Linked DNA regions of Homo sapiens: region 1 is linked to region 2. A link is a loop called in an ENCODE intact Hi-C map of the cell type or tissue named here. Cell type or tissue: left lung. All regions are shown on one strand. Links, peaks and the distances in the headings refer to the core of each region. The heading gives the core; the rest is flanking DNA.

The links. Hi-C counts contacts between places; a loop is a spot of excess contacts. Peaks named below come from ENCODE experiments on the same cell type or tissue, not always from the same donor. Only the 100,000 strongest peaks of a DNase experiment are listed, where the experiment ranks them.
Region 1: a loop joins it to region 2, with 3 times the contacts of the local background. A loop is called at or near these places in 6 of 110 quality-filtered maps.

What each region holds. Positions count from the first base shown.
Region 1 is chr5:150,977,453-150,993,909 of GRCh38, reverse strand. It overlaps LOC105378228 (a long non-coding RNA gene), which reads left to right. Exons shown (of 3, transcript XR_007059002.1): 2 at 150-398; 3 at 8,180-8,346. It also overlaps the pseudogene LOC100419553. Among named protein-coding and RNA genes, the nearest start is that of GPX3, 35 kb to the left of the region's middle. In left lung, for the core only: no CTCF peak of the experiment used is centred there; no DNase peak of the experiment used is centred there.
Region 2 is chr5:150,798,193-150,814,649 of GRCh38, reverse strand. No RefSeq gene overlaps it. Among named protein-coding and RNA genes, the nearest start is that of SMIM3, 28 kb to the right of the region's middle. In left lung, for the core only: a CTCF peak has its summit at 13,416 (motif pointing left); no DNase peak of the experiment used is centred there; H3K4me3 peaks cover 917 bases; H3K27ac peaks cover 930 bases.

The sequences.
Region 1 (16,457 bases), core at 7,422-9,921, 180 kb before region 2:
AACATGTAATTGATACTACTAAAAATATTTTTACATGCAAGGTGTGTTTGGAAAAATGTCTGTGTGTGTGTGTTTTACTAAAAGGTTATAAGAAGCCATGGAAATATAAATTGTTGCCTAGAGTTAAAAGATTGTTTTGAATTTAATAGGATAAAGCTGAAGGTTCAAACAAGTGGTGGAAGGAGTATGGAAATTAATCTTGTGGAAGTGGTTCTCTGTGTGAGAAACATCGGCCTGACCACCTGACTTTCTGATCACATTCCACTGGGAAAAAGTCCAAGGAACATCCCTATCACATTCTGCTGGAACAAGGACCAAGTCACCTCATCATGGGAACATCTTATCAATAGCCTGTTGGGCAGCAAGCCATACTGCCCAGACCCCTCCCTCCCATACCTGTAAGTACCCCAGCCTGTAAGTGGCAGTGGGTTCAGGCATTAACCTGGTCCCCCACCTCCGCAGGTCTTGGGCTAGACATAAAACCTGCATTTACTGCAAAGCATCCAACTCTCTTTCTTTAACCCTCACCTTCCCTTCAAAACCTAACAACTTCCATTGTACCCTCTCAAACTCCTGATTATGAAAAAAACTCCACTACATTTTGGCGCAGAAACCCAGGACATAGATTGGGTTCTAAACGGGTAAGTCTTCTCTTGCAACCTGGAAAGCAGCAAGCAGCAAAAATTAGACTGAGGCCTGCTTCCAGATCCTGAGTAGACTCCCTCTTTGCAGCCCTTTTTCTCTTATTCTCTCTCCTTTGGCCCTGGGCTGACCTCTAGATCCTGATCAAACTCTCTAGCCTCTTTTTTCTTTCTCCCCCTTTCTGGGTGGCTCCGGCAAGGATCACCCCCATTGCAGAACATCACGTCCAACGCCGTCTCCAATTAATGGGTGAGTCTCCCTTTACCTCCTCTCCAGATTCCTATCATGCTTCTGCTCCTTCACCAGAAAATCCCAGTGCTGGGTGAGAGGTCTCCCTGGTCACCAGGTGACCATGGTCTGCCTTCTCAGGGGACGCCCTCAGAATGCTCGCCACTCCAGTCACTCTGATCTCCAGAGGACTGTGAAGAGCTGCAGGGATGCCCTGGCTTTCTTATGTCCCTCCTCCCAAGAGGAATCATGGTACTTACTCCCCTCCAGGGTACTCACACCCCTCCTCTATATTTCTCACCCTTCCAGCCACCAGTATGGGGCAAGGCTCCTCAAAACTTCCTCCAGACACCACTCTCAGATGTCTAATCTGGAACCTCCAAACCCAAAAATGCCCCTTCCTTCAGACAAGCCTTCCTCCTCTAATTTCAACCCGGACAACAAAACCCCTCCTTCAGTCCTTCTCCCACCACCATCCCCTCCTCCTCCTTCAGCTCCGGCTCCTTCAATCCCTTATTGTTGCCCTCTGTTCCCCCTTTCTTCTCCACCGCATACCCAGTCTCACACTTAACCCCCTTCCTCTGAAAACCAGGCATACACCCAAAGGCCTTCCAAAGTCATCCCCTTGCGGGAAGTCACGCGGGCCGAAGGTATAATCTGAGTTTATGTTTCCTTCTCCCTAGCTGACCTCTTCCAGCTTGAAAAAAGACTTGGCTTCTTTTCCATGGATCCCACCTCCTTCCACAAGGAATTTCTGTATGTCACTCAATCTTATAAATTACCTGGCATGACACTTACGTCATCCTCTCTTCCTCCCTCACCCTGGAGGACAGGGAGCACATCTCAGACTGTGCTCAGCAAAACGCTTTATCCCACTTCACCACCTCTACCTGAAGACTGATAGGGCCCAGAATCCACCACTCCCACCACCATCACCACCTTGGAACCAAGAGTAATGCTGTCAGTGTCTGCTAAGCCCATGTCTTTCCCATTAAATATGAGGCTAGTTATTCAATTTTACCAGAATATTCTGAGCCCCTCCTCAGTTCTTCTATCTCTATTGTGGGAGTCGATAGAATCCCCTCTAGGCACAAACAGACTGGTCCTCTATTATGCAACCTATTCATCACCCCCTTCACCCACTCTTTCCTGTTTATCCCTCAGTGCCCTACCCCTATCTTGGGGTGGGACATACCAAGTAAATTTTAGGGTCTTACCCACAAAGGCTCAGGTTAGCCCAAATGCAGGTCACTTACCTTGGGCTTGTCCTAACCCCTAATTCTCAGGCCATTCCAACCCAATGAAAGGAGCTAATTTGGGACATGCCTCTTCCCCACACGAAAAATAACCTCCTCTCCTTCTCAGGCTGCATGGGATGCTTCCATCTGTGGATTCCCAACTTTGGCTTGCTGGCCAAGCTGTTCTATATGGCCTCACATGGGCTCATCCTAAAACCCCTCAACCCAGCTTGCCCCATCAACTCCCACTTTAAAAAGCTGAAAAATGCCCTTTTTAATGGCCCCAGTACTGGGACTGCCCAACTCCACCAAGCCTTCTACTCTGTATTGTAGGGAAAAGAAAGAGAGATCAGACTGTTACTGTGTCTGTGTAGAAAGGGAAGACATAAGAAACTCCATTTTGACCTGTACCCTGAACAATTGCTTTGCCCTGAAATGCTGTTTATCTGTAACTTTGCCCCAACCTTGAGCTCACAAAAACATGTGTTGTATGGAATCAAGGTTTAAGGGATCTAGGGCTGTGCAAGATGTGCCTTGTTAACAAAATGTTTACAGGCAGGTTGCTTGGTAAAAGTCATTGCCATTCTCCAGTCTTGATAAACCAGGGGCACAATGCACTGCGGAAAGCCGCAGGGACCTCTGCCCTGGAAAGCCAGGTATTGTTCAAGGTTTCTCCCCACTGAGACATCCTGAGATATGGCCTCGTGGGATGGGAAAGACCTGACCGCCCCCCAGGCTGACACCCGTGAAGGGTCTGTGCTGAGGAGGATTAGTAAAAGAGGAAGCCTTCTTGCAGTTGAGATAGAGGAAGGCCACTGTCTCCTGCCTGCCCCTGGGAACTGAATGTCTCGGTATAAAACCCGATTGTACATTTGTTCAATTCTGAGATAGGAGAAAAGCTGCCCTGTGGCGGGAGGCGAGACATGTTGGCAGCAATGCTGCTGTTACTCTTTGCTCCACTGAGATGTTTGGGTGGAGAAAAGCATAAATCTGGCCTACGTGCACATCCAGGCATAGTACCTTCCCTTGAACTTATTTGCGACACAGATTCCTTTGCTCACATGTTTTCTTGCTGACCTTCTCCCCACTATCACCTTCTTCTCCTGCCGCATTCCTCTTGCTGAGATAGTGAAAATAGTAATTAATAAATACTGAGGGAATTCAGAGACCGGGCCGGTGCAGGTCCTCTGTATGCTGAGCCCCAGTCCCCTGGGCCCACTTTTCTTTCTCTATATTTTGTCTCTGTGTCTTATTTCTTTTCTCAGTCTCTCGTCCTGCCTGATGAGAAATACCCACAGGTGTGGAGGGGCTGGCCCCATTCACTGTGTGTACATTCTGACCAAGGCCTTGCTCTTGGACTACTCTGCCAAACATATGGCAATGCTCCACAAGCCATTGCATACCTCTTAAAACAAATGGACTATCATCCAAGGCTGGCCATCCTGCCCAAAAATCTTGGGTGCAGCCACATTACTTGCCTCAGAGGCACAGAAACTTACTCTCTACCAACACATTACTACTGCATCTTCCCATAACCTACAGGATCTCATGAGCCATTGATCTCTTCTATCCCTCCCACCATCCTGCTTACAGGATGCCTTATTCATAGATACATGCCTTATTCATAGGTAACCCTCTAATCACCTTCTAGAAATGTAAAGCTCTCAACCTAGCCACCCTCTTCCCTGTAAACACCTCTGACTCTAAGCTCTCTCACTCCTGCCTGGACCTCTTAAACTCCCTCTTCTCCCCCTTCCAACACATTTCAAAAGCCCCTTTGCAGGGAACACCCACATGATTCATTAATGGAAGATCTTTTTAGCTGTTTTAGGGAGCCATGTCCAGCAGCTGGCTATGCCATCATTGCTGAAAATAAACTCCTAGAATCCAGCACTGTCCCGCTCCATACTACCTCTCAACAGGTGGCGCTAGTTGTCTTAACCAGGGCCTTCACCCTAGTAAAGGCAAGAGGGTTAACATTTACACCGATTCCAAATATGCATACCACATCCTACATTCTCATGCCTTAATCTGGCAGGAAAGAGGTTTCCTAACTACAAAAGGAACCCCCATAGTAAATGGCAAACTCATACACAAACTGCTGGAGGCAGCTAAACTACCACTAAAGGCCACCTTTATCCATTGTAAGGGACATCAAAAGGCTACAGATGCCATAACCAAGGAAAACTTCTCAGCAAACTCTGCAGCCCAGCAGGCAGCCCTTAAAACCTCATCATTATTGCCCATCTTTCCCAGCATACACCCTGTATATACCCAGGAGGAACAAACCTCACTCACCCGGGCTGGTGCTATTTGGGGAGGAGGATGGTTCTACCCCAATAATAAAATTGTCTTGCCCAAGTCCCAGGAACTTTCTGTACTTTCATATGTGCACAACCATTTCCATGCCGGTTACTGCCCCCTACTCTAGCTCTTAAAAGCTTATATATATTTTCCCGCCATGGCTGCCAATCTCATAGGTATTACTAAGGCATATTCCATTTGCACTCAAACAACTTCCTCTCAGGGAGCTATCAAACCACCTCCTTTCCCCACACACCAGGCCCAAGGACACCTGCCAGGGCAGGGCGGGCAGATCAACTTTACCCTCATGGTCCCCATAAAATGGGCCTGGTACCTTCTGACAATTGTAGATACATTCTCTGGATGGATAAAAGATTTTCCTACCACCACCGAAAAGGCACACACCATCACTTCTATTCTCCTCACCCATATGATCCCCTGGTTTGGACTCCCCTCCTCCATCCGGTTAGACAGTGGGCCAACATTTGTTTCACAGGTTAACCAACAGTTGGTGGAGGCTGTAAACATTAAATGGGCCTTTCATGTTCCTTACTGCCCCCAATCTTCAGATAAAAGTAAATAGGTCAATGCCTTTTTAAAACAACAAATAACCAAACTTCCTAGAGGTTAAAATGGCCTGAACTTCACTTCTTCCAATGGCACTCATGAATTTACAAGCCATTGCTCACACGCCCCTCAGCCTAAGCCCATTTGAATTCATGTACCAATGCCCTTTTATCCTCCAAAATCTCCCTGTATCTGCCCCCAGCCCGCCCCTCCACCTCCTTGATACAGGATACTTGGCTGGCATTATACCTCACTCAACATCTAATAAGACGGTACGCAAATGCTTACTTGCCCCAGCCTAAAAGTCCATCCTCCAAACACTCCTCCCTGCCCCTACAACCAGGGAACTGGGTCTAAATCACCAATTCCTTCTCCCCTCTCCAACCTAAGTGGACGGGTCCTCACCAGGTAATCCTGACTACTCCTGTGGCAACAAAACTAACATCCTTTCCACACTAAATCCACCATTCCAAACTAAAAACAGCACCAGACTTACATCCACAAGTTTTCTCACCCCCAAAATATTCTTCCTCCTTCATAGGACCAACCTCACTATGCTTAACAAGAATTCCAGAAGTTGCCAGTCCAGAAGGCCCTGGTCCATTACACTCTCTGCCTCCAAGTTCAAATCTGTTATCTCACACCTTGTTTCAGATCTTTCCTGATATTCCCTCCCCACATCCCTGGATAGTCCACTCCAATTCCTCACATTAACCCAGGAGCTATGGCTGCAGGGTACCTTCCAAAATTTCCCTCGTACTCAAATCTTCTTTTTCCCCTTTTGTCTTTGCTGTGGGATACTCTAAATCCCATAACCTCTGGCAGTTGGGCTTCCTTTGTCAACCTCACACATTACCTCTTAAATCAGTCACACTCTCCTCTTTCTTCCAATTGTTAAATTTGTTTGTCCACACAAATCCAGCAGTTCACAGCCCTTCCTGTTAACCTAACCACAGAAACTTGATCCAAAGTAAACCTGCATCTCACCTACTCAACCAGTCCCTTCCCAAAACCTGTTTATAATCTTGCTTGGCTAAACACCTTTCCCTGCAATCCATCAAACCTACCTGCACCATCGCACGCAGGGCTGGCACCCTCTTTCGTCTCATGGCCTGTAAACTAAACATGTTACAAACTGAATTCCATAAAACATCCCTTCCCAACCCCTCCCTTCTCTGCCAGCACTGTTCTCCATGCATCCAACTTAAGGGAACTCCCTAAAAAAATGCACAGACAATTCCCTCAACTGCAACCTTTATTCTTCTTCCCTGTCAGGACCGCAATGGCTGTTAACAAAAACCCATTTCTCTCTCTCTGTCTAAAACCAGACAGCCTTCACCACCAATATCCCTATCAGGCCCTAACAGGGACTATCCTTGTTAACAGTTATTCAACCTGGAAAAACAAAAAAGTTGGGACAAAAGTTTGTTCAGGATTTAACCCCCGGCTTCTCATGGCTCACTGCCTTCACTTACAACTTTGCCTGTCAACCCCCAGTCTTTTCTTTCTGTGTGGAACAAACTCTCTTCTTTGCCTACTGGCAAGTTGGTCAGGAACATGTACCCTGGTGTTTCAATCTCCAAACATTAACATTTTGCCTAACAATCAAACCATTCAGGTTCTTTAGTAATCCCTATTTCCTCCTCCTCCACACACACCAAGTGGGCTATACACTTCATTCCCCTGTTAGCAGGACTAAGCATCTCAGCTACACTTGGCACAGGGATATCTGGTTACCCCTTTCTTAGGGCCCCTAATCTTCCTCCTAATACTCACAATTGGCCCATGTATACTTACCTTCATATCCCACTTTATCTCCCAAAGGCAGAACTACCTTGTCTAGGCAGCCACCCAGAAACACATTGATACCATCTTTCCCCACCAAGTCTGGTATCAACATCTCCAGGAAAACAACTCTGAAGTTGGACACCCACTGCTTCAAAACCCAAGCCCTGATTACAGTGCCCCTATTCAGCAGGAAGCAGCTAGATAATCAACAATGCCCCTCTTCCTTTTAGACTGAAGTAGAAGGCAAGAATGTTAATCCAAACTGTACCACTTTGTAAGCCCCCCATCATTTCGCAGACATTGGTCAAAGTGAAACATTCCATGGGGATTCAGGCCATGAGAAACATTTTGCTCAACCACCTGAATTTCTTACCATATTCTGCTGGGAAAAAGCCCAAGGAACATCACTATCACATTTTGCCAGGACAAAGACCAAACCATCTCATCATGGGAACATCTTATCAACATCCTGCCAGGCAGCAAGCCATACTGCCCAGACCCCTCCCACCCACACCTATAAGTACCCCAGCCTGTAAGCGGCAGTGGGCTTTGGCATTAAGCTGGTCCCCAACCTCCGCAGGTCTTGTGCTAGACATAAAACTTGTGTTTGCTGTAGAGCTGCTAACTCTCTCTCCCTGTCTTTCTTTAACCCTCGCCTTCCCGTCAAAACCTAACAACTTCCATTATACCCTCTCAAACTCCTGATTATGAAAAAAAAAAAACAAAAAAACTCCACTACATATTTTTACCTCTTCTTTGAAAAATTTTTCCATGTCATTGCCTTAACCAAAATCTGGCCCAGCACTTCTCTGAATCTAGAATTTCCTCAGAAATCCATATTACTCAAAGGATCACAAAATTAGTTTTATGCCTTGCAAGGGATTCCTAAATTCATCTAAAGCAGATGAAATAAATTCTGCTTCAGCATTTCTCTTTCTTATCCAGAATGAGAAATGCTTAAAATGTTCAGAAGCTAAAATGAGTTATTTAGTTTCAGCAGAGTTAGTGTTTACTTATGAACTTAAGTTACTTAGTTGCCCAGGCAAGCTGTCACTAGCCTGGGATTATAAGAACTTGATTTCAAAAATACCAGCATTCACACTTCTGTGTTAAAATTCATATTTTATATTTTAACTCCAAAGGCAGTTAAAATGAAAGTCTTAATAATGAAGACATTTCAAGAGAAGGGATAAATTAAGGAAGCAGCTTTCTTGACCTACCATTCCCCATGCCATTCACCTTTGTGTTAGTGCAAACGGCACCATTTTGTAAGTCCCCTGCTATTTTGCAGACCTTGGTCAAAGTGAAACATTCCACGGGGGTTTGGGCCATGAGAAACATCCTACCTGGCCACCTGACCACAAGGAAGACAAAGGCCCAATAAAAAAAACATTCTTATTATACCCTACCAGGCAAAGGCCCAACTAAAGAAACCTCCCTATCCTGTCTTACTGGGCAAAGGCCCAAGGAACACCATGATGACATCCCACCAGAAAAAGGGTCAAACCACCCTATCATGGGTACATCTTATTGATATCCTGCCGGGCAGCAAGCCACACTATCCAGACTTCTCCCAGCCATACCTGTAAGTACTGCTGCTTGTAAGTGGTGGTGGGTTTTGGCATTAAGCGGGTCTCCCGCTTCCACAGGTGTCTGCAATATACCTGTGTTTGCTGTTGAGTTGCTCTGTTTCTCTCTCTGTCTTCCTTTAACCCTTGCCTTCCCTCCAAAACCTAACACTGATTCTCTACTTTCAGCATCTCTAAACCTTGATCCAGTAAATGCTTCTGAATCCCATGATCAAATAATTTTCCTTTTGTCCCATGGATTCTGGTATGTTAGGGTTTCAGATTCCTTGTATGTTTTCATTAAGTAACTGAAGAAGATATTCCCATTCTCTTTGAGAATAGTGTATACATGGTTACACTACATGGTTAAAAACTTCTAATTAGTAAATGAGAATTTTCTATTAAGGTATTTAATTATGTGAGCTCTCTAGTGTTACCCAAATCCAAAATTCTGTGATTTTGTGTTTCCATGGTGCTGTAATTTTAAGAGTTGAATCCACTGGTGGCTTAGTTGCTAAGGCAGTTACAGACAGCCTCGCCTTTTTCTTAGGGGTCTCCTGTGTCTGGGATTTCATATGTGGCTGGCTGGTATTCCCAAGGTAAGTGACACCTCCTTTGTAAGAAAAGTATACACAGCCTACTTATGGGTCTATGTGACCTATCTTGTAAAGAGAAGATGACCACAAACACATCCTTGTGTTCCATAATGCTAGTAAGTTCCAGGGAGAAGAAAGAACATGAAAAAGTGCCCTGGGTAAATTTTAAAAAATAAAGTGAGATAGTCCATTGGCTCCTAGACTCAGTTGCCTTTGTGGAGAAAGCAGTTAAGTATGGATGGAGTGGTTTGTATGGGCTTACAAGGGATCCATGTTAGAACACAAGATGGTGACTCTTTCTGGGAGCAAAGGCTGTGTGGTGGTATAACTCCTCAGAAGAGGAGAGCACGCAGCAGAATTCTGCCTTCCTGAAGACAACTTCATCATTCGCCAGCACCAGAAGGAAAATTGGCCATCTGGGAGAGAGATGGCAGTCTGGGTTTTTCATCAGAGTTTGCCTGATCCAAGGGATTTTACTGTTCTATGAGGTGAACAGAGGGTAAGACCCTGGGTTTCAAATTGTTTCTAAAGTCTCCCTAAACCCAGACTTAGGCACCCACTCTGCCACATGCTTCCTGTACCCTTCACAGGGGCATTCTACCTGCTAAACTAACAGAAGCACCATAGAAAATCCTTCTCCCTCATGTGTCTCATCCAGGCACACCATCCCACCTTTTGAACTTCCCTCCTCCTTCAGAATGTTACTCAGACGCCATTGTCATTCTTTACACCATCACCTTCTCCATGTGTATCATGCTTAAGTCTTCATACACTTAAGTCTTTTTGACTGCCAATTATTTTTCCACCATACCCTGTGTATAAGGATGTGTCATGATGCTTCTCAAGTAATTTCAGTGGAAGAACAAAGGAAGAGGACCAGTCACCTCCAACCTTGTCTCCTTGGCTCTAGGTCCTTTCCCACTCAACAGGGATTTCTCAGGAACTTCTAGGGGTTGATTCCATTTGTGGAGAATACCATTTGTTGATTCTCCTACATGTAAATGGATAGTCAAGATTTCATATACAGTTGATTTTATTATTCACAGTACTTATGTTAAATAAATCCACCACAAACACTGTATTAGTAAATACTGAATAATTGCTCCAAGAGGAATACAGGATTAGGTTCATGTAAGCCTCTGGTCACAACATTTTCATCAACTAGAATGCTGGCACTTTTATTGCTAGTCTCTAGCAATTCATCAATTGTAGTTTAAGTGTTCCTAAAATATATTGACTTTAGTGGTGGACTTCCGCTGTCAGTGAACCTGTGATTCTCAGCATCTACCTGTCTCTCTAGTTTCTGGGGCAGTGGTTTGTCCTGTGACCTTGATTCTTTGAAGGATCTAAGAATTGTTAATTTCCAGTTTTTCAGACTTTTTTCTGGTTGTGATGATAGGATTGACAACTTCCAAGCTCTTTACATGTCAGACTAGAAACCAGAAGTCTGCTCAGGTTTTCTTCATTATTTTTTCTTTCTGTTCTAAGACTGTATAATATCGAATGATCGAGCCCCAAGCTTACTGATTCTTCTGCCAGCTCAAATCTACTTTTGAGTACCTAAAGTGAATCTTCATTTCAGGTATTCTACTGTTCAACTCCAGAATTTTTATTTGAGTCTTTAAACACTTTTTATTCTACTAACATTCTCCATTTGATGAGTCATTGTCACCATACATTCCTTTCATTCTTTGAACATGGTTTTCTTTAGTTTTTTGAACATATTTGTAATAGCTTCTTTGGCATCTTTGCCTTACAGGTCCAACATCTAGACCTCCTCAAAAGCAGTTTTTATTGATGCTGTTTTTCCTTTACAAGGGTTATACTATTTTGTTCTTTTGCATCTCTAATAGTTTTTGAAATAATATATTGTAGCAACTCTGGATTCTGACACATCCCCTTTAGGGATTATTGATGTGGCTCTGTTTTGTTAGTTTGTTTAGTGGCTTGCTTGCACCAACTTTGTAAACTCTATTTCCCCCCGCCGCCCCCCACCCCACAGTGTGTAGCTTTTACCCCAAGCCTGGCTTCCTAGAAGTCACCGTTGGGTCAAAATATCTTAACATTTAGCCAGTGTTTGGTCAGGGGTTGTGCTTACACTCCTTGAGCTAGTAAGACTTCCACTCTTTGCTAATGTATCAGCGTGTGGCTTGGGAAATTCTTTCAATTCCACTCAAGTTCAGCTAGTACCTGTTATGGTTGGTCCTGAATGTGTGAAACATAGACATATGCACAGACTTCCAGTTTTAGCTCTTTCTCTTGTTCACTCTGTTAAACCGGGTGACTTGCTGTTTCATTTGTTGCTACTTGTTTTATGAAACTATTAGAATTCTCTTAAGTGCTTGCCACTAAGATCTCTATTTTCAACAATGCCTTAATTCATGCAACCCTTCATGTTATGATTAAATACAGTCAGCCCCCCAGCTGAGCTGAGGAGCTTCTGGCCCTCCCATCTTGCTTCTTTCCCTGGATATAACATCTACACTCTTGCACAGAAGCGGGGGACAAAGGGGAACGCCGGATTTTCCTGAAGTGACACCTCTGCCCTACCAGTGGAATCCGGGGAAGCTTCTTAGCAGGGATACTCCTTCCTGCAAGTGAGATCTTGGTAGGAAGATGAAGGCCTGAGATCTTTTTAATGTACTCCTGCCAGTCTGGAGCCTCTATCCTATTAGTGGGAGCTGGGAGAATGATCTTTTTTTTGGCTTGCCTTTCCTGGCATGAAACATCTACTCTATAGAGAAAAGCTGAGGAGGAGGGCAATTGAGGTCCCAATACTCTTAGCCTCTCTTACCTTGGCAAGAGCCTCTGCTCTACAAGTGGGAGCTAGGTTGGGTATGGGAGCCCCAGTCTTCTTGGCTGTAGCTGCCTAAAATTGAGCTTCTCCATCATGGAGCTAGGGTAGGTGAATAACAGACTACTGTAAGGTTATCAAGCTTGAACGAGAAGGTTTCAGTTTCTTAATATAATCTTTCTTCTGAGTCACTTTATTTCACTAGCAAATGTTTATTAGGTCTTTGATACACTCAAAACCATTTAAATTATTCTCCTAACATTTGAAGTCTAGAAATCAAATTTTTTAAACTCCATGAGGTCTCAAATTTCAGGACTCTATTTTCTTTCATTTTTGCTTATAATCCACTAATTTTCTCTGAGTTTATCTTTTTCTTACAATAGCTTCCAAATACAGCCAGTAAAACAGCAAATATTACTAATACTCTGTTTTCTAATTATCTTCTGGAGCTGTCAACAAAGTAAGCATGTGTAGAGGAGACAATCAAACCAAATGTTTTGTTTTGTTTTGTTTTGTTTTGTTTGAGACAGGGTCTTGCTCTGTCACCCAGGCTGGAGTACAGCGACAAAATCACAGCTCACTGTAGCCTCAACCTCCTGGGCTCAAGAAATCCTCCTGCCTCAGGCTCTTGAGTAACTGGGACTATAGGTATACACGACCACATCTGGCTAATTTTTGTATTTTTTATAGAGACAGGGTTTCATCACATTGTCTAGGCTGGTCTTGAACTCCTGGGCTCAAGCAATTTGCCTACCTTGACCTCCCAAAGTGCTGAAATTACAGGTGTGAGCCACCACGCCTGGCCCAAACCAAATGTTTGGCTAGTACAAAACATAGATAAACATCTTTCCACTTCTGACATCAGTTTTCTCACTGCTCAACTACTAGGCCTATGCCATATTTTAGGTTTTTATTACATTAGCAGGACACTTCCAGGACCAATTTCTTTCTACTAGAAAATGATTGCTATTTGCTATTAATAATCAATCCCTAAATCTCAGTGGCTTAATACAATTAAGATACACTTTTTTTTCACCCACAAAGTTAATAAGGTGTTTTGTGAATGGCTTTCCATGTAACTACCCTCCAAGCAATGGGTCTCATCAGTAGATGAGATAAAGATAAGGAGTTTGGGGTATCAGCAATGGTATTGCTTCTGAACAAGCAATTATAGAATAGATGTAGAGGGGCAATTCAGGGCAGTGGTTCCAGGCCCACACCTGAGTCTGAAAGACTGACATGGTTGTGAGAATGAAACAGAATGATACACATGACTCCCTACAGTTCTCTCTAATATAATCCTAATTAGAGTTGTTTCCTTGTCTGTCTTCATAACTAGAATGGGAATTATATCCTTAAATAATATAAAATAGCTAACATCTTATGAGCACCATACATACATGATATTGTATAATCCTTGCAATGATCCAACAAACTAGGTGCTATTGAGGCTCAGAGCAGATTCAGAATCTACATCTGTCTAAATCCAGAATAAGAGCTCTTAACACCTCTTGTAGGTTTCTGCCTTGTAATCTTAACTCCCTGTCAAAATTTGCTTTAGAAGAATGAGGCCCCACTTTTAATTTATAAATAAGGAACAAGTTGATTTTTAATGGCATGGATACTCACATGGAAATTTACAGAATACCTACCCCTACTGTTAGATGGAATTTTAAAAATGAACAATTCTCTCTGCAAAAAGTCTTTATAATATTTGTGAATTGTAAAATCCTTATGAAAATATCTCTCTTACTAATCTGTCACAAGGTGAATTAGAAAATGCCAAATAGAGATGCCGTGCAGTATAGCAAGCACTCTATCATATTATTGGCTTACGTAGTACTTATACTTTGTATACTCAAGCTTACAAAGTACTCCAGGGAAAAAGAGCAGTAGTGTTTGTATTTGTTTCCTAGGGCTGCCTTACAAAATATTAGAGTGAGTGGCTTAAATGACAGAAATTTATTTTCTCACAATTCTGGAGGCTGGAAGTCTGAGATCAATGTGCAAAAGGGTTGGTTTCCTTGGAGGCCTCTCTTCTTGGCTAGCAGATAGCAGCCCTCTTGCTGCCACTTCACATGGTCATTTCTCTGTGTACACCTGCCCCTGATGTCTCCTCGTGTGTCCTACTCTCTAGGTCTTGTAAGAACACCAGTCAGATTAGATTAGGACACATCCTAATGGTTTTATTTTAATTACTCTTTAGAGGCAGTATGTCCAAATACAGTCATATTCTGAGGTATTGGTGATTAGGGCTTCAACATATGAATTTGGTGGGAAGGTACAATTCAGTCCATAACAGTATGTAAAAAGGGTAATTGTACCCACCAAGAATTCCTTTTTAAATTGCAGTGAGTCTTGTAAGAGGCCATGACTATTTTCTTTTGCTACTGAGACTTATATGATATCTAGTTTATATTTATATATTTTATGTAATTAACACCTTTATGTACTTCTCATTAAGAAGCAGCAGAAGTCATACATACCAGAAAGCAACAGAAAAAAGTTTATTTTACACTTTAGAACTCTTACTGAACACTGTATTTTTGGTTATAACTTGTATTTTCTTTAGGGGAAAAATGGTAATATTTAATGTAGAAAGTCTTAGTAAATGGCATTCTATATATAGTAATTATTTTATATTTACAAATTTTTAGATTCACATATGCAATTCCAACACATATAACTTATTTTATATGATGCATAGCAAAATGTAGTGCAGCCAGGACTTACAGCAATAAGTAGTGGCACATATAGTAACATTCATATCTTGTGGGTTGTCCACATATCGTTTTCTAAGTTTGTTCTGACTAGTTCACTTATTAATATTTTAAAAGCCTTTGTGGTCCACAGTGAACATTTATTCTCTAATAAAAATGTATTTTCTGTAATATCCTCAAGAAATATTTAGGAATCACATCTGGAATATGTTTTCTATAGAAACATAACTGCGCGCTTTTATAAATATATTAAACAGGCTTATCCTCAGTAAGATTTCTTGATAAATAATAAGGTTTGCTTTTGACTGAAGGCTTTCTATCACTACAAGTTCTAGTTAAAGATATTCCCATATTTATTTCTTGTTCAGGGATGTTTTTCTTTATGAGTCCTCTTATGTCGACAGAGGGCTGATCTATGTCTGAAGGCTTTTTTTTACACATTGACTGCATTTACATGAGTTTTTTTCCCTGTGTGAATTCTGTAATGTATGAGGTCAGGCTTTTGAGAAAAAACTTTTTAACACTCATTACATGTATAAGGTTTCTCTCTAGTGTAAATTTTCTGATGTCTAATAAGGCATGACACTTCACTGAAAGCTCTCTCACACTTAGTTCACACAGAAGATTTCTCTCCTGTGTGTATTCTCTGATGTACAAAGAGGTGTGACTTCAGGCTGAAGGCTCTCCCATATTCATCACACACATAGGGTTTTCCTCTAGTATGAGTTCTCCTGTAAATGCTGAGGTGTAAGTTTTGGAAAAAGGCTTTCCCACACTCGCCACACTCATAGGGTTTCTCCCTGGTGTGAATTCTCTAACGTTCAACAGATGTGACTTGTGGGAGAAAGCTTTTCTACATTCAACACACTCGTAGGTTTTCTCTTGAGTATGGATTCTCAGGTGTATAATGAGATTTGATTCCCTGCTGAAGGTTCTCCCACACTTAGTACATATTAAGGGCTTTTCTCTCTTATGGTTCTCTTTTGCATAATGAGGTCTGACTTCTGGAAGGAGGCTTTTTCACATTCACTATGCTCTTTTTTTTTGTGGCATATCTTCTATTGCCACTAAATAAATCCAAATAGTTCAAATTCCTACCATAACAGCCACATTTTTGGAATTTTTGAAATAAAGTCTGGGCTCAGATGAAATATATTTTCAAGAGCATTACAGTTGTCACCCCTTTCCTCTGTCTCAGTTCCCTGGTCTATTAATGAAACATGCCTCAAAAGTGTTTATTGGTTCTCCTGGTGCCTCTGCATGTGGTTGGAAGTCTTGCCAGACTTCTAGAAAGAAGCACAATTAACTATATACTGGTAAATATATCTGCTAATGTATTATGACTCATAACTTTTTGTCATATTATGAGATTGAATCTTTACTTTCATGCATAATATACATATGGCCTACAAGAAATATCAAGGCTAAATGGAGTCTATCCCCCTGAGCATTTCAAGAAAGAAAACCACATTTTTTAAAAATTGCAGTAGTAGAAACAGAAACAGAATATGACAATGAACAAAGTATATATGGCTATATACAAATAGGATTTTGCAAACTGGGCAGAAACACTAAATAATCTTGAGGAATAGTAAAAAGGAACAAAGAAGGACAGTTGCAACAGGGTCAGTGGGGAGAGCTTATTTAGCAGAATTAAAACTGACCAGGGTAACAACGGTGATTGGAGAAAAAAAGTAAGGACTGGATGAGGAACAGGAATATCTGAGCTGCAGCCTTATTAACTAACTGCTGGATTGCTATAGTTTAATTTTCATTTTTCTCTTTGCTTCTAGTGTCTTTTGGCTCTTGTCTATTCCACCATCAACATTAAACTAATCTTACAAAACCATAAATTCTCTTTGCAAACAGAAACACCTAACCAGTACTTCAGAAAGCACTAATTTTAATCATATTTTAAAAATTATAATACTAATTTATTCTTTTATGGGTGTGAAGGCCCATGAATTTATATGTTTAATACGAGGAAAATTGGCCACAGGATAAGCCAAATC
Region 2 (16,457 bases), core at 11,876-14,375:
TCCCCTTCTATCTCTTGAAGAGTTTGAAAGGGATTGGTGTTCATTCTTCTGCAAATGTTAGGCAGAAATCACCAATGAGACCATCTGGTCTTGGGCTTTTCTTTGTCGGGAGGCTTCTGATTACTGATTCTGTCTTTTTAGAAGAAGTAAAGTGTTTAGAAGGTGTAAACATATCCACTTTTACAGATATGTTCAGATTTTCCATTTCTTCTTGAGTCAGATTTCAGGGTTTGTGTGTTTCTTGCCCATTTCATCCAGGTTTTCTAATGTGTTGGTATACAATTGTCCATAGTATTCTCTTTTAATCCATTTTCTTTTTGTGTGTCCAGGAAAATGCCTTCATTTAACTTCTTATTTTAGTAACTTGAGTCTTCTCTCTTTTTAAAATTGGTCCAGCTTTAAAAGTTTGTCAATTTTGTTGATCTTTTCAAAGAGCCAACTTTTGTTTCCATTAACTCCCTCAATTGCTTTTCTATTCTCTATTTTATTTATCACTAATCTAATCTTAATTATTTCCTTCCTTCTGTTAGGTTTGCTTTAGTTTGTTCTTTTTTTAGTTCTTTAAGTTACATTATAAGTTATATTATTAACTTGAGATCCATCTTCATTTTTTAATGTATGGGTTTACAGCTATAATTTCCCTCTGAGTACTGCATTAACTGCACCCTATAAGTTTTATTAGTTTGTATTTTTATTTTCATTCATCTCTAAGTATTTTCTAATTTATCTTGCGATTTCTTGTTTAACATATTGGTTGTTGTAAAATGTGCTGTTTAATTTTTATGTATTTGCAAATTTTCCAATTTCTTTCTATTTTTTACTTCTAATTTCATTCCTTGTGGTCAGATAAAATACTTTGTATGATTTTAATCCTTTAAAAATTTATTAAAATTATTTTGTGACTTAACATATGGTCTGTCCTGGGGAATGTTCTATGTGCTTTGATAAAAATGTATATTATGTTGTTTTGGGGTAGAGCGTTCTGTATACATCTTTTATGTTCAATTGATTTATAGTGTTTTCATGTCCACTATTTTTGTATAAGATCTTACTGATCTTTTTTTAAAAAATTTTTTTGGGCCGGGCACGGTGGCTCACGCCTGTAATGTCAGCACTTTGGGAGGCCAAGGCATGTGAATCATGAGGCCGGGAGATCAAGACCATCCTGACTAACACAGTGAAACCCCATCTCTACTAAAAATGCAAAAAATTAGCCAGGCATGGTGGTGGGCGCCTGTAGTCCCAGCTACTTGGGAGGCTGAGGCAGGAGAATGGTGTGAACCTGGGAGGCAGAGCTTGCAGTGAGCCAATATCACACCACTGCACTCCAGCCTGGGCGACAGAGTGAGACTGCATCTCAAAAAAAAAAATATTTTGTTTTTCCATAAGTTATTGGAGTACAGGTGGTATTTAGTTATATCAGTAAGTTCTTTAGTGGTGATTTGTGAGATTTTGGAGCACTCATAACCCAAGCAGTATATGCTGTACCCTATTTGTAGTCTTTTATCCCTCACTCCCCTCACACCCTTCCCCCCAAGTCCCCAAAGTCCATTGTATCATTCTTATGCCTTTGCGTCTTCATAGCTTAGCTCTCACATATCAGTGAGAACATATGATGTTTGGTTTTCCATTCCTGAGTTACATCACTTAGAATAATAGTCTCCAATCACATCCAGGTCACTGCAAATGCCATTAATTCATTCCTTTTTATGGCTGAGTAGTATTCCATCATATATATATATATATATATATATATATATATATATATATATATATACACACACACACACACACACACACACACACACACAGTTTCTTTTTCCACTCATTGACGGGCATTTGGGTTAGTTCCATGATTTCACAATTGCAAATTGTACTGTTACAAACATGCATGTGCAAGTATCTTTTTCATATAATGACTTCAATTCCTCTGGATAGATACCCAGTAGTGTGATTGCTGGATTAAATGGTAGTTCTACTTTTAGTTCTTTAAGGAATCTCCACGGTGTTTTCCATAGTGGCTGTGCTAGTTTACATTCCCACCAGCAGTGTGGAAGTGTTCCCTGATCACCACATCCATGCCAACATCTACTGTTTTTTAATTTTTTTTTTTTTTGAGACGAAGTCTCGCTCTTGTCCCCCAGGCTGTAGTGCAATAGCACGATCTCGGCTCACCGCAACCTTGGCCTCCCAGGTTCATATGATTCTCCTCCCTCAGCCTCCCGAGTAGCTGGGATTACAGGCACCTGCCACCACGCCAGGCTAATTTTTGTATTTGCAGTAGAGACAGGGTTTCACCATGTTGGCCAGGCTGGTCTCAAACTCCCGACCTCAGGTGATCTGCCTCGGCCTCCCAAAGTGCTGGGATTACAGGCATAAGCCACCATGCCTGGCCATTTTTTAATATTTTGATTATGGCCATTCTTGCAGGAGTAAGGTGGTATCACATTGTGGTTTTGATTTGCATTTCCCTGATCATTAGTGATGCTGAGCATTTTTTCATGTATGTTCATTGACCATTTGTATATCTTCTTTTGAGAATTGTCTATTCATGTCCTTTGCCCACTTTTTGATGGGATTTTTTTTTCTTACTGGTTTGTTTGAGTTTGTTGTAGATTCCGGATATTAGTCCTTTGTCAGATGTATAGATTGTGAAGATTTTCTCCCACTCTGTGGGTTGTCTGTTTACCCTGCTGACTGTTCCTTTTGCCATGCAAAAGCCCTTTAGTTTAATTAAGTCCCAACTATTTATCTTATTTAAAAAAGTTAACTGTAAAACAGCCTCAGGTAGGTCCTTCAGAAGGTATTGCAGAAGAAGCCATTGTTATCCTAGAAATGTGATTTTGGTCAAGTTACTTTACCCCACTGAGTTTCAGTTTTTTCACCTATAAAATTGGAGTAACAATGGAACTACAGAATAAGAATGTAGTTCTGAAATTTAAATGAGACACCTTGTAGAAAGCAAATGGTGGTTGCCTGGCATGGGCATTACATAAGCTGGCCAATAATGTAGGAAGGTAAGGCCTCAGTGCAAGCTTGTAAAGACATGAAAAATACAATGCAGGGAACAGGGTAGGTTTTTTAGTACAATTTAGAGTAGTTAGATTAAGCAGGAAACTTACCAAGTTACTGTAAAACTGACAATTAAATAATAATAGCTGTTAACTAAGTTTAGAAAGCCAGCCTCTTCTAAGTAATTACTCAGGTTTTCCTTTTAGAAACTGGTTCCTTTTAGAAACTGGGTCACCATTATTTAACAAAAGGCAAACAGCGTAAGAAATCTTCCTTCTTATATGTCTTTTTCTAAATTATGGAAAGGCTTATTGAAAGTGATTCACAGGCCAGGCGCGGTGGCTCATGCCTGTAATCCCAGCATTTTGGAAGGCCAAGGCGGGTGGATCACCTGAGGTCAGGAGTTCGAGACCAGCCTGACCAAGACTGTGAAACGCTGTCTCTACTAAAAATACAAAAATTAGCCAGGTGTAGTGGAGCATGTTTGTAATCCCAGCTACTCAGGAGGCTGAGACAGGAGAATCGCTTGAACCTGGGAGGCAAAGGTCACAGTGAGCTGAGATTGCACCATTGCACTCCAGCCTGGGAGACAGACTGAGTCTCCATCTCAAAAAAATAAAAAAAAAGAAAAGAAAAGAAAGTGATTCACTGTGTAGTTTAAAGTTTAAAAGTTTAACCCTTAGAACATGCTTTAAAACACAGAGAAAAGAAATAAAATTATGAAATGAAATGGTATAAATTATAAAGTACCTTTTGAAATCCTTAATGCCGTAATTAAAGAGAAAACATTTTCTTTATGTACAATCTTTTCAAAATATGTAATTAGCAAATTAATACTGCCTCATCTATCTTGGGCTTGTAATTGAGACATCTGACAATTATATCCCCAAAAAATTTATACACTACCAATTCTATGATTATTGCCTTTGAAAATTAACCACTTTTTCTATGAATCACACATACACAGCTTCCAAGTGGAACATTGGTTTATAGTCAGCAAGACAACATCCAGTCCTGGATCTGCCACTTACTGGCTGTGGAGTCTGGCAAGTGACAACTTCTTTCATCTTGACTGCTTCAATTAGTAAAATGTAATCAAGTTCATTATGTCACTAAAATGAGATAATACAGAGCTTGATAAATAGTACTCAGCAAATACTAACTTGAAAATAAAATGATAACTTCTCTTTTATCCTTTCCTTGTTCAGATCAATCCAAAGGCCACTAAGTGGCAAGAGAAATGAATATGGCAAGGATAGGGGGAATCCTGTGGTTACCCAAATCAGAGTGCTAAAGCCCAGGCAAGGTGAGGATGCTGGACTAGTTAGGGGTAATGGAGCTCAAGTAGAGCAAGAAGAACATCAACGAGAGGAGAAGCCTGGTGTGGGATATTGAAGCCCAAGCAGGTAGGGAAAGCATTGCACAGGGAGTGTGGGATGCAGCAGCAATGACAGACTGGTGACATACAGAAGGCTTGATCAAAAATATATCAAGACTTCTCACTATTGGAGAAGGAAGTTTCAAATATAGAAGGAGAGAAAACATGAATGAGCCCTGTGCTGTTAGATTGGAATTGGAGATATCAAAGTGAACCCATGGTTTTCAATAGGGATATAGAAGTATAGGTGTAAAAATGTGCTTATGTATGTATATAAGTATATATATATATTAACTAGCTCTGTCCATTGAAAACAGGAAGTAACAAGCCCTCAGTAACAATGAGCACACCTGGTTCTGACATCTTTTCTGAAGACCATACTCCAAAACAGGATCCAAGTCTCCTTGGAGAAATGGCTGATCCCAAGTCTAGGGCAGGGAAACTATAAGATGAGCCTGGGACATCTTTGCCAGGAAGTAAAGAAGCACTGAAAGACTTATGAGAACATATCAAAAAGACTCTTGAAAGAGTTCTCACTTGGGGCGGTCTGACCCGCAGACCCTGAGCCAGCCATGGATGAATGAAGTACACTGACACACAGATATTCTGCTTTGCCAGTCCAGCTGAGTGTCCAAGCCACTTACAGACTCCCTGGAGAGTACTGTAAACAGTTGTGACTGTGGCCCTGACCAGCTAGTGAGACTCACATTTATTTGGGGAAGATTAATTGACAAAGGCTTGAGTCAACACCACTAGAGGGTAATTGACACTGTGGAATTCCCAAGTAGAAAGCAATTAAGCACCTGCCGTACATCAAAGGTTAGTCTTAAGACCACATGAGTAAACAAGCTAGCTAGATAACTTCCCCACATTCCTTAGTTACTACTTTAACTTATTTAACTAAAGGTAAAGGGACCAGGCCGCCTTCAGCCAGATCTATTACTGATGTTATACAAACTCTCAGGCCTTCCAAGAGAGTTTGTGGCTATTACTATAACTATCTTTAATATTTTTCCCACCAGCCTTATTGAACCCCCACACTGAGCATCAAACTAAATAATGAAAGCAACTGGTTTTAACCTACTGAATAAAATAGGAACCCATGAGTCCACACTGAAATAAATAAATGAATGGACAAATTGAAAGTCTGATGAGGAACAGGATATTTGCATAGTCTCAAAGTACCACCTTACAAAATATTTATTAATTACAAAGGGAAGAAAGAGTAACTTTACAGTGGAGAAGTCTAGCAGACACCAATCAGTGACCAAAGTTAACATCACCAGTAATGAGGTGAATCAAAATTGTCACCATTGCTATGATATTCCTATCAAAGATGCAAACCTAAATCTATTCATAAGAAAACATTAGGTGAACTCAAATTGAGAGCTATTCTACAAAATAATTGGCCTGTAATCTTCAAAAGTGTTAAGGTCATAAAGGCCAAGAAAGACTAGGGAACTGTTCCACATTGAAGAAAACCAAACAGATATGACAACAAAATGAAACACATGACGCTGAACTGGATCCCTTTGCTATGAAGGACATCATTGAGAAAATTGAGGAAACTTGAAAGAATTTGAGGATTATATGGTAGTAACCTATCACTGTTAATTTGCTGACTTTGATGGTAATATGGTTATGTAGAAGAATGTTTGTAGGAAACATTCTTGTTTGTAGTGGAATACATAGAAGTAGTCAGGTAAGTTGAATGAGCATGTTAGCAACTACACTCAAAAAATTTCAAAAGAAAGTTCTTTTACTGTACTTGTAACTTTTTACAAGTTTGAGATTGTCTTTAAATACAAAGTAAATGGAAAGCATACAAATGAAAGAGAAAAAATACCAAATCCACTCTGAAAGAAGGAAAAGCCATGTGAGATTGTTCACATAGGAAAAGGATGATACAATGAAATGAAAGAAAGAATAAATTTTGTAAATCTCGATATTCTCTTAGAAGATAATCAAAACAAACATTGTTTTAGAAATGTATGCCTTCTGAGATTCAAATAATCATTTTCACTGTTAGTATGAATCATAACTTCATTTAATGCAGGAGTACTTTAAATTTCTTTCCACCATCAGTCAAAATTTCTCCTAAATAAAGGACATGCTGGGGTTATTGTAGAAAAATAGTCTAGCATATCTACGGCTACCCTGCTTCAGCTCATGACGACTAAATAATTGAAAACTGTTCTGTATCACAGAAGGAAAAAAAAGTCTTTTCTACCATGAAAATTAAGAGGCCATTTGTTAAAAGAAAGGCTCTAAACATTAGAGCAGGAGCATCCCGATGATTTGTTTTTAATGAATGAGTAAGGAGTTATGAGCTCCTGGGCAATTGAACCTCTTACATATGCCTGACATTTTCAAATTAAACAAGTGCTGATCATTATCATAGAGGCATGGGCCTTTGAGAAAATTAAGAAGTTTATAAGAATTATATTAAAAATATCTAACAGGGTAAGGAATGAACATTATCACTTGAAGCGAAGAGATATTATCACCATCAAGAATTTAAAAAAAAAGAATAAGAATAGAGAAGAATAAAGAAAAAAAGAACTCAGAGTCAAGTAGATTCAATGGAGTAAATGGAGAAACATCTCAGGATAATCAGAAAATTAAGACAAAACTTACCTGGTCTGAGGCAACATAAAATATGAAAGGCCTCATAAGTTTATTTTATACTAATCCCACCTATATGCTTGGGAAATGTATGTGTTCCTGCCAATACCTGGAAGACATGCAATGATTCCTGGCTGTAAACCAAGGAGAAGAAAAATGACATCAAAGTTACAGTCTCCATCAGTAAGCTTGAATTGTTTACTAATAATCAGAGGCACTAAAGAGTTCGGAAAGGTCTGGGACATGTCATAGAGGGAAAAAAGTTGTACTGCTCTACATCTTCTCCCTAAAATGGAAAGAGTAGAACACTGTGGGAGCTCCTGTAGGTGGGAACAAAAATCAGAAAATGAGGCAATACTTTCATTTCTACAACCCTCTTGACACTTCCAGTCCCAGTTCACTGGTCCAATTGTACAGAAACATACTTGAGGGAGATTCTTAATTAGAACATTTTTCTTGAAAAATTTTTGATAGAGAACATTTTGAAATTTATTTTTATTGCTTTCCCCCACTTGATCTTGACTGATTAGATCAAACATACATTAGCTCTGTCAGTGTCCAGGTTTTAGCCCTAACTGGAGAGAGAGAAGGCAGGGAACTTTCTTCGTTTAACAAAGTAAATACCGCCACAAGAAAAAGTGTTTCCTGAAGAAAGAGATTAACAAAATTGCTTTTACAAAGTAGACTTGTTAAGGGCTGCATGGCTGTGTGTTTATTTGGTGCTTTTCCTGGCCTTTTCACCAAACTTTGGGGATCTGGCTCTGAAGTTTGTGCTTCCCACCATCCATGGTCCACCCCCTCTTCTGGAATGTTTTCAACTGGACACCTAAGAATTCATGTAAGGAGAATTGTTTCTCCTGCTCTTTCTCCCGACAGAAATTACTGACCTCGCTGGTTTTCTATCAAAAGAAAAAATTATTTCACGTGAATCTAGTAGTTGGGTAACATTTCTGTAAGATTATATAAACAAAATAATGGTTTTGCAGGTGCTAAGAATTCTGAGAAGCAATGAGAAGATTTCTCATATACCTCAACATATTCCAAGAATGAGATGTTCTTCCATGATTTGATGACCAAGAAATCGTGTTTTCTATAGTTTGAAGTAGAAGTTTTAAAATATATTTTGAGGCATTTTCACTTTTCGCTTCTAATGTTAATCTATTTTAACCTTATGTATTAAGATTCACCAGAGAAACAGAACCAGTGGTATATCCTCTTGGTTCTTCAATAAATCTCCATATTTATTAAGTGAAAGAAAAAGAGAGAGACAGAGACAGAGATTAATTATGGGAATTAGCTCATGTGATTACAGAGGCTGAGAAGCTCTGCAACCTGCTATCTGCAAGTTGGAGAATTTGGAAAGCCAGTGGGTAATTTAGCCCAAGTGTGAAGATCAGAGAACCAGAAATTCTGTCATCCAAGGATGGGAGAAGATGGATGTGCCAGCTCAAGAAAAGAGAACAAATTTGCCTTTCCTCCACCTTTTTCTTCTATTCGAGTCCTCACTGGGTTGGTTGATGGACTCTCTAACCACCACATTGGTGAGAGTAATCTACTTTACTCAGCCTACCAATTCAAATACTAACCTCTTCTGGAAACATCTTCACAGATACATCCAGAAATAATGTTTTACCAGCTATCTGGGCATCCTTCAGCCCAGTCAAGTTAACACATAAAATTAATCAGCACATACCACCTCTTCTGTTCAAATTTTCATTACCCAATTTTAGGGAGAAAATTGCTCTGGTACCCAGCTAAACTCTGACTTCATAGAAATATTTCGGCCAGGTGCAGTGATTGAGTCTGCCATTTTGTTTGCTATTGTGTTAATTCTTGTCTGTTTTTTCAGGTGTCCTAAGCTTCTATTTTATATGTAGCTTTGGATACCTCAGCTCTGTCTGATCATTAAAGCTGCTTTTGTCACATTCGGCCTTTCAGAATAAAATAGAGCCTCTCAGAGGGCAGAGCTACTTCCTACCCTCTCCCTAAGTTTAGAGATCCCTTTAGATTGACAGGAATCCATAGCCCTTGCCAAAAAGAAATATTTTTTTTCAGAATGCATAGCCTATTTTCTCCAAACAATTGCTTTCCTTGTACTGCAGCACTCTAAGTGAAAGAGTCCCCTTTTCAGAATTTAAAAAGCTTGACTAAAGTTAAAAGGATGTATTCCTCCATTATTCCATACAGCTAAGCTTTGGTAAGCATCAGTGAAAAACTCCGACTCTTAGAAGTTTTCTCGGGCTCTTTCCTGGGTGACTTTTTCTTCTTTTCCACTATCTCATTTTCTTCCCAATGTGATGACTGAGTTCTGAGTGTCTCCATACTTAAGCTACTGGTTTTTATTGAGGTTTTTCCATCACCCTAACATCCTAACTTAATGTTTCTGAAGAGAATATTACCAAAACATTGCATTTTATCCAAAAACATTCTCTGAGAGGCTGTTTCTGAGGTAAAATATTTAATTAAAATATGTATTTCATCACACACACACACACACACACACGCACGCACACACACACAAAGCGATCTGAGTAAAATATGAGAAGACAAAGTAACTCCCTGAAATTAAAACATATTTAGGGATATCATTTATTTTTCTCCTCAGTCCATACTCTGCCTGGGTACAGTGTCCTTCCTATTCCATCTCCTTAGCTCACATTCTGGTTATTCACCTTCCTGGTCTCTGTTTTTTGCCTTTTTTCCTCACTCCCCCCACCCCTCTTTCTAATGGCTACCATGTCATCTCCCCTTACCCAATAATGTTTATTCTTTCAAATAACTTTTTTTTTTTTTTTTTGAGACAGAGTCGCCCTCTGTCGCCCAGGCTAGAGTGTAGTGGCGCCATCTTGGCTCACTGCAACCTCCGCCTCTCGGGTTCCAGTGATTCTCCTGCCTCCCAGCCTCTCGAGTAGCTGGGATTACAGGCATCCACCACCACACCTGGCTAATTATTCTTTAGAATTCTTAACCCATTCATGCAACTGTGAAAAAACTCTCTCATTCCCCTATCAGCTTACCCTGTGTATTAGCTTCCTGTGGCCGCTGTAACAAATGACCACAAACTTGGTGGCTTAAAACAACAGAAATTTATACTCACGCAGTTGGATGCCAGGAGTCCAAAATCAGAGTGTTAGCAGGGCCACACTCCTCTGGAGGCCAGGGGATGATGTACTTCTTACCTCTTCCGTCTTCTGGTGGCTACAAACTTGCCTTGATTTGTGGCACATCACTCCAGTCTCTGTCTCCATGGTTACATTGCCTCTTTCTCATCTCTGTGTGTCAGTCCTTCGTGTGTCTTTTATAAGGACTCTTGTCACTGGGTTAGAACCCACTCAGATAATCCAGGATCACCTCCCCATCTGGAGATCCTTAACTTAATGACATCTACAAAGACCCCCTTTTTTTTTCAAAGTAACATTCACAGGTTCTGCGATTTAGGAAGTGGACATAATTTTGGGGGGGCCACTATTCAATCCATTACTCCGAGACAGTATAGTTCTCCGTTTAGAAAGTGATAAGCTCCTTGCAACAAAATGGAAAGATGTGGTTCACTTAGCTTAACTTCCCATAAATTCAAAATAATTTAGTACTAAGTGTGGAAAAGAAAAACTAAAGAGCAATCAATTCCCCTTATGCCCAGAGATTCCATAAATCATTCTTTGACCAAGTGCCACTCAATTCCTAGAACACAAAATATCTTCATTTTTAGAGTAGGTATCAATTCTTTATTATACATGACCCAAACAATTGCTATGTAGAATGAGACAACAGCATTCATACTGAACTTTTCCTAACAACAACAACAACAACAACAAGTAACTATGTTTTCTGAGGTGCAAATCTTGATTGAAGGTAAATAGAAGCATAAAGGGCTCCAATAGTAGAAATTCTAAAGGCACTCATAACTATTTTAAAATTCAGAGGCCAGGCATGGTGGTTCGCATCTGTAATCCCAGCACTTTGGGAGGCCAAGATGGGAGGATTGCTTGAGACCAGGAGTTCAAGACCAGCCTGGTCAACACAGTGAGACCCCATCTCTATAAAAAGAACATATATATATATAAAATAAAGAATGTACTTATATCATTATTATGAAATTTGTTGTTGAAATGAAAAATTACTAAAACTGTTTTCATGACATATCTATGATTTTTCTCTCCATTGCCCTGTGTCTTCATTGACACTGAATTTCAATCACTGCTAAACTCTTATTGTACAGTAATATTATCATCTGTTTTTTTCATTAATATGCTAAGACACAATCTGAGAAGAAAGACTGCTCACTAAAGTAAAACAACTTTAAGAAAAAATATAAATACAAGGGTAATTAAGTTATTTGAATTAGAATTCTATGCTATTTCCTAATTTTTCCTCAGACTTATAACTGTCTCTTACCCTCCCCAACTCCAATCCTCTTTGTCCTTTCCACTTTCCTTTTATTGCCTTCCGAATTTTTCCCCAAGACGTTTGGTTGAAACCCATATAGCGAAACCAATCAAGCCAATGTGCCCCACCCATATATAATTTTTTACGGTAGTGCTAATGATCTTCCTTTGTTTTTAGGTAACATTTAAGCACTGAGTACTTATTACAGGCTCTCTGTAAGTGTTCTAGATTCAGCACCTTGTTTAAACCCCTCAGCGGCACTGTGGAGGCAAATATGATCCCCTTTTTTACAAACAAGGGCAATGAAACTCTTAAATGTTACTTTCTAAAGGGAACACGCTGGTGGAGCCAGATGGGAATTTGGTCTGCTTGACTCTAAAATTAAATGATTCTCTCTATAACTATTGCTGTCCAGCTTTAAAAGTAGATACAATAATTTTTGTAATTTTTAAAAATGATGTTATAGACCTGCTAAAACAGAAACATTTTTCCTACCATGTAAATCTTTATGGGAATTGAAGAGCCTTTCATTTGCTTTAATTAAATACCTTGTGTGATTGGAACAATTTCAAAGTTGCATTAATGCAACTTGGCCTTAAAAATTTCAAAGGAAATATTATCATTGTCATTTCATTTCACAGTCTCAGTTCCATTCTCTCTCTTTAGCAAGAATTATATAAGGGCCTAATTAAAGTTTTAGCTTACTGAAAGATTTTTAATGTTTTTTGCACCCTTAAAACTTTAGAAAGCAATTTCTGTGAGGAATTAATACTTAAAAATTGAATACTTTGTGTTTTATTAAATAATTGTGGATTCATTAAGAAACATTTTCTAAAAGGAACTTAGTATAGAAGAGATACAAGTTTTATACTTGTTCTAAGGCTGATCCTACAGGATAACAGTAAGGAAATTGCTAATCTCATTACTTCAGTGATTTTTAAAATCCCACATCATTAGGGGCATAGACCATTGGTGTTTTTACATTATTGGCCATCTTATAATTACTACTATTGAGAGCCTCTTCTAAGTCAGACATTAACCAACTACCTTACTTATATTACCTCATTTAATTCTCCCCATGCTCTAGTAGTTATCATCACCATTTTACAGATGTAGAAACTGAAGCTCATTATTGTTAATAATAGATCACATTTTGCTATATTTTACCTTTTCACTTTGCATTCATCACCCCATGTAATAATCATAACAATCCTTTGAAGTAGGTATAATTATTTTCACTCGTATTTTACAGAAGAGGAAATTGAGGCTCAAAGAGTTTATGTTATTTGCTCACGATCACAAAGCTAAGAAATAGTGAAGGTCCTCGCTCTTAGTCTCTGGTTATAGTGTTCCTGGAAAGGGAAGGAGGATGACAGCCAACCTGTAATGCAAAGTATGACTTCTTCCCCACCCCCAGAGAAGATAGGGGCGGAGGTGAGGTAAGTCATGATTAGCGACCTTCAAAATGTTCAGACATTTCCCAAGAAAAAGGAAGTTGATCTCTTCAGTGTGGCCTCAAGAGGGCAGAACTAGCATCCCTGAATCCTTAATCCCACTCTCACCGAGGGAGGAATTCTAACAAAACAGCTAATAAGGGGTGGCTTCAGCAAGACGTGAACCTCCTTTTCACTGGCACGTGGCTCTCAGACTTTAACCTGTTTGTTGAGCACTTACGGATTGTTTTTGCAAAGCAGATACTGAAGAACCAGTTCCAGAGATTCTCGGTCAGTACGTCTGAAGCAGGGCCCTGGAAGCTGCATTTGTAAGCAAATGCTCCTGTGTGAATCTGACACAAGCAGTCCAGGATCACACAGGAGAAATACTGAAAAGGCAACAACTGGCAACCTGTATTATACGGGATGTTGGACTGCATGAGCCCTGTGTTATCGCTACAGTCTCTGAAGCCAGAACTGGGAACATAAAATCTTGATCTGCTAGGAATGTTGTAGGACTGACTCTCACAACTTCGGCAGGCTAACCACTCCATTTGAAAAAAAAGTTATATCGCCATCTGGTGGACTGCCTAAAAGTTATTCAAACTCACCCTAAAAGCACGGAATGATTTTCTCATTTAATTCGGATACACTGCACACTTCACAGACCAGGAATCAAGACTCAGAAGAGTTCAGAAGAGTGTAGGCCACATAGAGCCTGGGTCTCACACCCACCGGTTCCCAGTCTACTACTACGCATGGGCTTGATTTGCTTGCTCAATCACAAAATTTTCCAGGTTTTCCTTTGGCGGAAGATTTAAGTCCCAGACAGCTATCACAGTGAAACAAAGTTCCCAAATACTTCAGTGCAATGTTTCTCAAAGGACAGCAAGTTGCCTTAAAAATGCAGAATTCTTGGCTCCGTCATAGGCCCACTGAAATAGAATCTTTGCAGATAAGGACCAGGATTTTGAGTGGTGGCGGGTGCCTGTAGTCCCAGCTACTCGGGAGGGTGAGGCAGGAGAATGGCCTGAACCCGGGAGGCGGAGCTTGCAGTGAGCAGAGATCGCGCCACTGCCCTCCAGCCTGGGCGACAGAGCGAGACTCCATCTCAAAAAAAGAAAAGCTCCTCAGGTGATTCTGTTGCATACTAAAGTTTGAGAACCATTGCCTTTGAGAAGAAACACTCGATTTATGGATGGAAAGGAAGAAGCTTTCCATCTGCAAATTAAAAATAATCCTTATTAGTGACAACTAATACTAAATACTATTACTGAAACTAAAAGGAAATAAGATTTGCTGTTGGGAGGTAGTACTACAAATTTATTTCCAAACATATTTATCATGAAATGGATGGCTACATGATATAAACAGCTGCATGTACATTTCAGGTGGATCACGTTACACTTTAACATGTACGCACAGGAGTGTGCACACATGTACACACAGTCTCCCAAACTGCATTCCCTTGAACTAGGTAGATATGTATAGAGGCATGCCATTAGAATGTTTGTTTCCAAAGACACATATTTGGTTGAAAAAAGAAATCAGTTTAAGCCAGTTACATTTGAGGTATAACAGAAAAAATTACCCCTGTAAGAAGAAATGGAACAAAATACCACCAAAATAATTTTATTAGTGACAAATTGACAATATATATATTCATGACTTTATTATAGATAATTGTTTTGGGTTGGTGCAAAAGTAATGCAGTTTTTACCATTCTAAAAGTAATGGCAAAATCTGCAATTTTTTTGGTGTTGAGAAGGTGCAATTTTGTATTTTGCTTTTTGTTAACTACCAATATAATAGATAGTGCTCAGTTGCCGTGTTTTATTTCATTGTTTGTACCATATTTACCAGACCATTCCTTTATGTCTGTATAAATATTACAATTGTTTCTCTTTTTTTCTTCTAGTAATTATCAAACTAGTTGGTTATTTCTGGAGTTGGAGTTGGGGAGGGGGAAGTTTGGAAGAAATGTTATTAATGATCTTTAGTTATTGCAAGAAATAGTGTTCTGATTTACCAAACATCCTTTTCTTCCAAAACGTTACTTCTGCTACCTTCAGTAAATGTTAAATGTAGAAAGATGAACTGACACGTATTGGGAGCAGATGGAAAATATGTTCATGTATTGTTCTTACCTATAAGCACACATATATTCTTTACATTTTTAAATGTAAATCATCTCACACAACTAATATAAGCACTAATTTCAATAGATACAATTTTTAAACTTTGTTACATATTATCAGACCGCTTATTTTTCAAAGAGGCCAACAAAACACTATACATTTTCTAACTCAACTATCTCACTTTTTGTTTGTTTGTTTTTTTAGTAGAGACAGGGTTTCACCATACTGGCCAGGCTGATCTCTAATTCCTGACCTCAAGTGATCCGCCTGTGTTGGCATCCCAGAGTGTTCATTATTCTTATAGTATTGTTTCAGCAATACTATAAGCAAAGTTCTCATTCTGTCGCCACCAGTAGACCTCTCTGAGCTCTCCTTGAGGCCACCAGTTCCTTGCCATCTCTATTGCTAGAAGACCATCTGCCTCCCATTAACAGACTTCTTCTTCTGTAATACTGGATCACATGATGGACTTAGAAGTTGAATTGCTAGGATAATAATTGATAGGAATTAATAGATTTTTCTTCCATCTGGATCAATTAAGGTATACTCTGGCAAATGGAAATTAAACATGCTTGCTTTATTTATTTATTTATTTATTTAGAGCCAGAGTCTCGCTCTATTGCCCAGGCTGGAGTGCAGTGGCGCAACCTCGGCTCAGTGCAACCTCCACCTCCCAGGTTCAAGTGATTCTCTTGCCTCAGCCTCTCAAGTAGGTGGGACTACAGGCGCCTACCACCATGCCCAGCTAATTTTTGTACTTTTAGTAGAGAGGGGGTTTCACCACGTTGGCCAGGCTGGTCTCGAACTCCTGTCCTCTGGACCTCCCAAAGTGCTGGGATTACAGGCGTGAGCCACCACGTCCAGCCTAAACATGCTTTAATATGGGGAATTATGTGCTGAAAATCATTAAAAGGATTGGGAGAGCACAGAAGGCAGGGGTTACTAGAATTCCTTCCAGATCAATACTGCAGAACCGGCCATCCTGGGGAGCTACTACTTCCGTAACAAGTGGGAAGCTAGGGAACAAGAAAGCCACAGCCTTGGCTGTGGGCTGCAGGACTGTCCCACCTCAACTGAGATCCAGGCATGAGAAAGCTGCGGGCTTGGCTCCAGATTGTGCTGCAGCTTTGGGATTCACACCAGTGTTGTGATTGTCTCACACCCTGTCCTAGCTCTCCCAGCTGAACTGGGTTCCAAACTAAAACATGGTATGCATGCATCTGAACAGCAAAGCCTAAATCACTTTTGAATCTCTATCAAGTGTAGTTACAGAAATACAGGTTTTTACTTTCATTGTAGTTTTTTGTTGTTGTTTTATTTTCCAGCCTCTGCCATCCAGGAAGGCATGCCAGAAAAACAGTTGGAAGAGATGCTGAGCAAACCTATCAGAATCTTATGACATCTTAACTATCCCCTTGCTATGGTCTGAATGTTTGTGTCCCTGCAAAATTCATATGTTGAAACCCAACCCCATGGTGATGGCAC